2 separate regions of the Homo sapiens genome follow, and region 1 is linked to region 2. The links are chromatin contacts, found by Hi-C in ENCODE. All regions are on one chromosome and are shown on one strand. The core of a region is the stretch at or near the end of the contact, and the rest is flanking DNA. Distances in the headings are between cores, read along the strand shown.

Region 1 (3,147 bases), core at 285-2,784, 230 kb after region 2:
AAAGAAAGGGCAGAGTGTGGCCTGGTGAGGCCACTGCCCCAAGGGCCTATGCAGTCCCTTGACTGCGACCTTTGACAAAGTGTGTTACTTGGGTGGGGTTGGGGGGACTCCAAGCTGTGATGACTCAGGCCAGCTGGCAGGAGCGTGCATGGTGACCGGGATGGAGCAGGGTTCAGTGAAGCAACCCCATGGATATAAGCACAGGGCCCACCATGGCACATGCAAAGGAAGGGGAGGAGAAGGACCGGGTTGGCAACAAGGAGAAACCCGGCTCAAAGCAGGTTTGAGGGAGGAAGCAGAGAGGACAGTTCAGAGGACAGCTTTGCAACTGACCAGTTAGAAGGCAAAGGAGCCCAGGCCAGGCACGGTGGCTCAAGCCTGTAATCCCAACACTCTGGGAGGCCAAGGTGGGCTCGCTTGAGGTCAGGAGTTTGACACCAACCTGGCCAACATGCTGAAACCCCCTCTCAACTAAAAATACAAAAAGTAAGGCCAGGCACAGTGGCTCACGCCTGTAATCCCAGAACTTTGGAAGGTCAAGGCGGATGGATCGCTTGAGGCCAGGAGTTCCAGACCAGTCTGGCCAACATGGTGAAACCCCGACTCTACTAAAAATACAAAAATTAGCCAGGCCTGGTGGCGCACACTTGTAATCCCAGCACTTGGAAGGCTGAGGCAGAATGCTTGAACGTGGGAGGCAGAGGTTGCAGTCAGCCCAGATCACGCCACTGCACTCCAGCCTGGGCGACAGAGCTAGACTCTGTCTTTAAAAAAAAAAAAAAAAAAAATAGCTGGGCGTCATGGGGCACACCTGTAGTCTCAGCTACTGGGGAGGCTGAGGCATGAGAATTACTTGAACCCTGGAGGCAGAGGTTGCAGTAGGCCCAGATTGTGCCAACGCACTCCAGCCTGGGCGACAGAACGAGACCCTGTCTCAAAAAAAAAAAAAAAAAAAGCCGGGCACAGTGGTACACACCTGTAATCCCAGCACTTTGGGAGGCTGAGGTGGGTGGATCGCCCCTGAGGTCAGCAGTTGGAGACCAGCCTGACCAACATGGTGAAACCCCATCTCTACTAAAAATACAAAATTAGCCGGGCGTGGTGGCGTGCGCCTGTAGTCCCAGCTACTCGGGAGACTAAAGCAGGAGAATTGCTTGAACCCGGGAGGCGGAGGCTGCAGTGAGCCAAGATTGTGCCACTGCACTCCAGCCTGGGTGACACAATGACACTCCGTCTCAAAAAAAAAAAAAGAAAAGAAAAGAAAAAGCAGCTCAGCTAGCAGGAGAGAGCCAGCACCGGAGCCTCCACGCCTGGACTTTACTCTCTGGCCCCAGTGGGATCACCTCCTCCAAGAAGTGGCCCCTGGTCCTGCTGAAGGCCCCACTCTAAGATGCAGCGCTCTCCACGCTGTGTAAGTCCCTGGCTAAGGCTCCCTGACCACCCCTGTACTTGCCGGCTCAGCCCACCAGGTGGCGCCCGCGCCATGCCTCGGCCCTGCTGGACTCCGAAGCCGCCACTTCCCTGCGGGCGCCTCCTGGTGTTTGTTCCCTTGGGCTCGGCCTGGACAGCCCTGCTGGTTCCCGGAGCCTAGCCCAGCCCCGCGAGTGATTCACAGAACTCACACCTGACGGTGGGGGAGGAAGGGGAGAGCAGCAGCCAAGAGGTGGGTCCAGGCTCTCCCAGGGGCGAGTGACTTCAGTCCAGATGTCCCCTGAACCCCTGGGGATTCCGCATCAGGACCAGGGCCTCCCATGTCCAGACCCCACATTCCCGTCAGTGTGTCCCGGGGAGCACGGAGGGACCTCCACACTGCATTTCATGGGGCGACCGCCCTTAACACCCGGACACACACGGAACCCCACACTACCCTAAAGTCTGAAAGGTGGACACGCGTGGCGAAGTTTTAGAGGAATTTCAGGACAAAAGTCCTGAAACCACAAGGTTCTTACCACCTGAAAACCAGCTCCGTAACAGACAAACTAGACACTTGTGAGTTTGCCGGCATTTGCTTTAAAAATAACAAGGCTGGTCCAAGATCTTAGAAGAAAATTATATTCTTTTAAAGAAAATGAAAATATCCTCAAGGGAAAAACTTAATTTAAGTCAAATCTTGTCCTTTTGTCGTGGAGCCCCTTGCCCCGCGCGCAGACACAGGCTTTCCTGAAGCGTGGCCAGGGCGCCCCTCTCATCGCTCCTGAGCGTGACCCGGGGCTGGAGCCGCACGGGGATTTTCCCGAGCTGAGCAGGGGGGTCGGGGGGCCCAAGCCAGGAGCCCTGGAAGAGGGAGCAGGGCGGCAACTGGGGCCGCAAACACCCATCAAAGTCCCCAGGACCAATTCCCACAGACACCACGTGGCCACAGGCAGTGCCCTTTGCAGGCCCCCTCCCCAAGGGTGTCACCCCTCACCCCCTCCTGGGACCCCGCCTAAACCAGGCACCCTTCCACCCACCAGCAGGAACTGCGCTAGGAGATGCAGGAACACCCATGTCCCCGCCAGCCCCGCCTTCCAGACCACACCCTGCCCGGGAGTGCGCTTTGCGAGGTCGGGGTCGGGGGGGAGGGCGGGGGCCAGGCCCCTGAACAACAGACAGCAGCTCCCACCCAGCAATGCAGCCGGGTCACCTCGCACCCCTGGCCAAGGCAGGGGCCCTCTCCAGCCTGGTGACCCACGGCCTACCCTGAGGCTGCAGGGCACAGGGGGCCTCCAAGTGGAAAGCTGGTGATGGGGTGGGTGGGAGGCAGGGCCCGCAGGGAAGTGACTTGAGCAGGCACAGACGGTGAATAAATAGAAGCTTCCACGCGGGGGTCCGGCCCCTGCAGACAGCAGCTCGGTGGGAAACTGATTGGAGGGAGCTCCCCTGACGCTGACCAGGGCCACCCACGCGGGCCCTCCCTCCACACCCACACCCACCCCGGCCCAGGGACGGGTTTTCCCCTGCTCAGAGCTCAGTGACGTGCACAGTGGGTGAGGGAAGAGGCCCAGGTTGGAGGCGCCGCAGGTGGCAACGACGACACAGTAGGTGGCCCGCCAGGGGATAGCAACGGCGTCCCTCCTCCCCGCTCAGCTGCAGCCCGCAGTCCTAGGGAAGAACACAGCCCCCAGCCCCAGAGTCAGCAGACAAGCGCACATCAGAGGTCACGGGACG
Region 2 (3,468 bases), core at 218-2,717:
TAATTGTACAAATAGGTCATTGCAGAAGTGACTCAGTTAGAGCCACTGAAAAATTATAGGTTGAGGAATGACAGGAATTTATGTAACAATAGGACCACGGTCACAGCTGTACTGAGAACAGACTGATGAGGGTTAAGGGCAGATGCAGGGAATCCAGCTAGGAGGCTACCGCAATAATCCAGGTGGCTTTATTGCTATCACTACCGGGGTGGTAGTGGTGGTGGTAGTGCTGGGGTAACTAATGGTCAGATTCTGTATACAGTGTATAGCTTAGCTCCAACTAGAGGATCTGAATATAGGTATAAGTCAAAGGGAAGAATCAAGGATGACTGCAAGCATCTCTTCACTTGAGACCACATGGTACAGTTTTGACAACCATAAACCGAATAACCTTACATTCCAAAGTTGCATTGTGAATTACAGTTTTAAAATGTTGGCAAGACTAGAAAGTCTTCTAGCAGAAAACTGTAGAAAAGAGGAACACTGGGTGAGGAGGATAATACCTTGGAGCTCTCCTGTGGGCTCCGTCCTTCCTATACTGAAAGGAACCATGGATCCAGTCCCTTAAATGGACTTGGTTAGGTGGGAACAGGCAGGAGAAGCAAAGCAAACACACAGTCCTGATAAAGTGTTTCAGGAAGATTTGCGGACACACCGACCTACCTGAGGCATTACTCTGCAATTTCCAACAGCCAACAGAGTCCTCTTTCCAGGCTCTTATCTTAGAGATGGGCAGTGTCCTGAGGGCACAGAAGGGCAGGAAAAAGCAGTCATGAAAAATCAGGCTTATCTTGCGGCACCTGTGACACACCATAATGGAAAGGCACACTGGTAATCACTCTCCAGGGCGCCAATCTCTCCCTGGGAACTAACAGGGTGTTTCTCCGCAAGGGCTAACCATTTACCAGGTGCCACCTGCGAGGAAAATCAATTACTCTGTAAATAAAATCCTCATAAAACAATGGTAAAAACTTTATCAGCTCGTTCAGTCTTCACCACTATGCACGGTGTGCGTTCACATTTTTCCAGATCTATTTTTTAAACGATGACAAAACTGAAATTCCAAGATACTGAACCCATTTGTTCAAGGTTACACAACTGTAGAGCGCCGGCTTCATGACGACATAACCCAAAGACAACTGTGGCTGGCGTCTAACCACGCGCCCACTTCACTCTCACAACAGCGCCAAGAGGTCGGCGCCGTCATCACCCCGCGTTTACATAGGAGGACATGAAGGCCAGGAAAACCAAGGCACCGGCCGGGGTCACACCGCGGGGCAGACCCAGGGCCTGAGCCCCGCCGCCGCCCCCGGGACTCATACTGGCCGGAGTCCTCAGCAGGGCCTCACCGTCCCCGCAGGCGCCCCGCGTCGCTGGTGAGCGGGCAACGGCCGCCGACCTCTGGGGACGACACTGCCCAGAATCGTCCCGGAGCCTGGGAGTCGCCGTCAGGCCTGAGGCTACAGCGGGGCGGACCCAGTGCGCCGCCCACAGCCGATCGACATTTCCCAGAATCATCCGCGCAGGGGACAAAATTCCAGGCGCAACGAACCGCAGGTACCGGAAGACCACACTTCCCAGGAGTCTCTGCGGCCGCGCGGACCTGGGGCGCCGCGGGCAAACAGATCTCGGTTTCCTAAAAAACTAAACCGCCTGGGGCTGTCGTCCCAGAGCCCGGCAGTTAGGACCATGCGGGAAGTGTCCTGGGGCATATAGTCATACTGATGAGGTGAAAGATACACCTCGGAACCAAGGGCCACCCTCTACTTTTAAGGACAATGGCGCCGGGACCAAGAAACTACACTTCCCAGAAAACCGTGCGGCCGTGGCAAACTCTTCTGGGTCTAGCGTGCGCTCACACTAATGTTTATCTCCCGGGACGTGGGCAGACCTTGTACCAGGCGAGCTCTCGCCTTTGCTAGCAAAAGAGCTCCTCTCTTCCCAAACCCTGCTACTACGCTGTCCACCCTGTATGGTCTTTGAGGTCTTTGAGGTTTTTTTGGAATTCACTTGCTGGAGACTACAGCTCACAGAACGCCCTGGGCTGGATTGTGCCAGCTGTAGTTCGCGAACCAAGGACATTTCCTGGAAATGCATGCGGCCACGTATCTGTGACAGAAATGGCAGTTCTCACGTGCGTTACGCCCCCTGGAAGGACTTGGAAATACGGAACTTGAGTGAGCACTGAGAGGACACAGACCCTCATCCTGGGAGGAGTCACTCCTCCCGCAGCCATCAGAGCCTGACAACCGCTTCTCACCAGAGGCGCTTCTTAGACCCTGACCTTGCCCGGCTCACCCAAAGGGGCAATGGCCTTCTTTGTATGCAAGCCAGACAGTCTACTGTTGTATATTTGAATTTTTTACTTTATTTTTAATATTTTAATTAAATTTTAATTTAATGCTGCCTCTACCTCTGAGAGAGACAGGGAGAGATGGGGGAGGCCTGGAGTGGGGGCCCTGCGGGGCAGGGACAGGGGACCCTTCCTCACTTTGCACAATCTGGGAACCCTCCCCAAGCGGAACAGCCAGCTGCAGTGGAAAAGCACTGGCTTAGTGGGCTTCGTCCTGGGGACGAAGGCTGGGAGACTGCAGCTGAAAGGTGTGGGCTCCAGGAGGGCCGCAGGGGGCCTAGCAGCAGCGTCAGGGAGCAGAAGTCCGCCCTCCCTCCATCTTCCTTCCTTCTCTGGCCGCCAGAGCGCTCTGTCTCCCTCCCACGCCCACAGCTACAGGTGGAGCCGGCTTGGGGCGGGGGGGGGGTCCTCCTAGGGCGAAGAGGGCCAGGAGCCTTCCTGAGGACCTGAGGCTCCTCTGGGCCTCCCAGGGCTGGGCCTGTGATCTGATCTGCTTTGCCCTGGGAGGGACGTGCTCAGTGGTGGGGTTTGTGTAGCTGTCACTCATTCACCTGCCTGTGCTCAGCCACTCACCTGCTACTCCCATTGGCACCCACCCAGTACACATGTGGGTCGTCAGCTGCCATCAGGAGTAGTTCCTGCCTGTGTCACACACACCCATCCCACCCACCACACTGCAGGTTACAGGATTGCCCCACAAGCGCCACCATGCCTGCCTGAGGTTACCTGGCACACAAGTATCCTCACCTGCATGACATGACCAGATCGTGCACTTTCTATGCCAGGACCAGGGCCAGGGCAAGCTTGCACCTTCAGCCTTGGGGACACTGGGGGTGGTGGTGGCTGGAGGCCAGGGAAGTCACCAGGCTGGAGACATCATCTACCTCCAGGAGAGGGTTGATATCAGACATCTCCCATGCACCACTTTGAGCTATCTCAGCGTCACCTGGGACTCTGGCTGGCACTGTGACCAGCAGTTCCATGAAGGTTTAGACCACCTCTAGGCTTAGGAAGGGCCTCCCTTGCCATCAGCGTGGTCCAGGCTGCACGCCTGGTGACCAAGGGCTCTGGGCAGCAGATGCAGCCAGCCAGAGTGTTGGGGTGAGGGGCCTGGG

Evidence for each region. A loop is a pair of places that touch in the nucleus more often than their neighbours do. Pooled maps may share reads with other maps.
Region 1: a loop to region 2 is called in a pooled map, with 5 times the contacts of the local background. The contact joins the enhancer-like site here to the promoter of ZNF181 in region 2. A Hi-C loop is called at or near these places in 5 of 50 pooled maps.

Annotation. Positions count from the first base shown.
Region 1 is chr19:34,500,063-34,503,209 of GRCh38, reverse strand. It overlaps WTIP (WT1 interacting protein), which reads right to left. Exons shown (of 8, transcript NM_001080436.2): 8 at 1-3,081. The coding sequence ends at 2,941. Among named protein-coding and RNA genes, the nearest start is that of WTIP, 20 kb to the right of the region's middle. RefSeq lists a silencer at 1,341-1,400. Within about 2 kb of position 1,534, at least 3 of the 41 ENCODE cell types and tissues checked have a DNase peak (open chromatin) inside an H3K27ac peak, as active enhancers do.
Region 2 is chr19:34,732,242-34,735,709 of GRCh38, reverse strand. ZNF181 (zinc finger protein 181) reads right to left here and starts at 1,467. Exons shown (of 4, transcript NM_001029997.4): 1 at 664-1,467. The coding sequence starts at 672. RefSeq lists silencers at 1,225-1,284, 1,385-1,434 and enhancers at 1,715-2,104, 1,825-2,342, 2,560-2,619.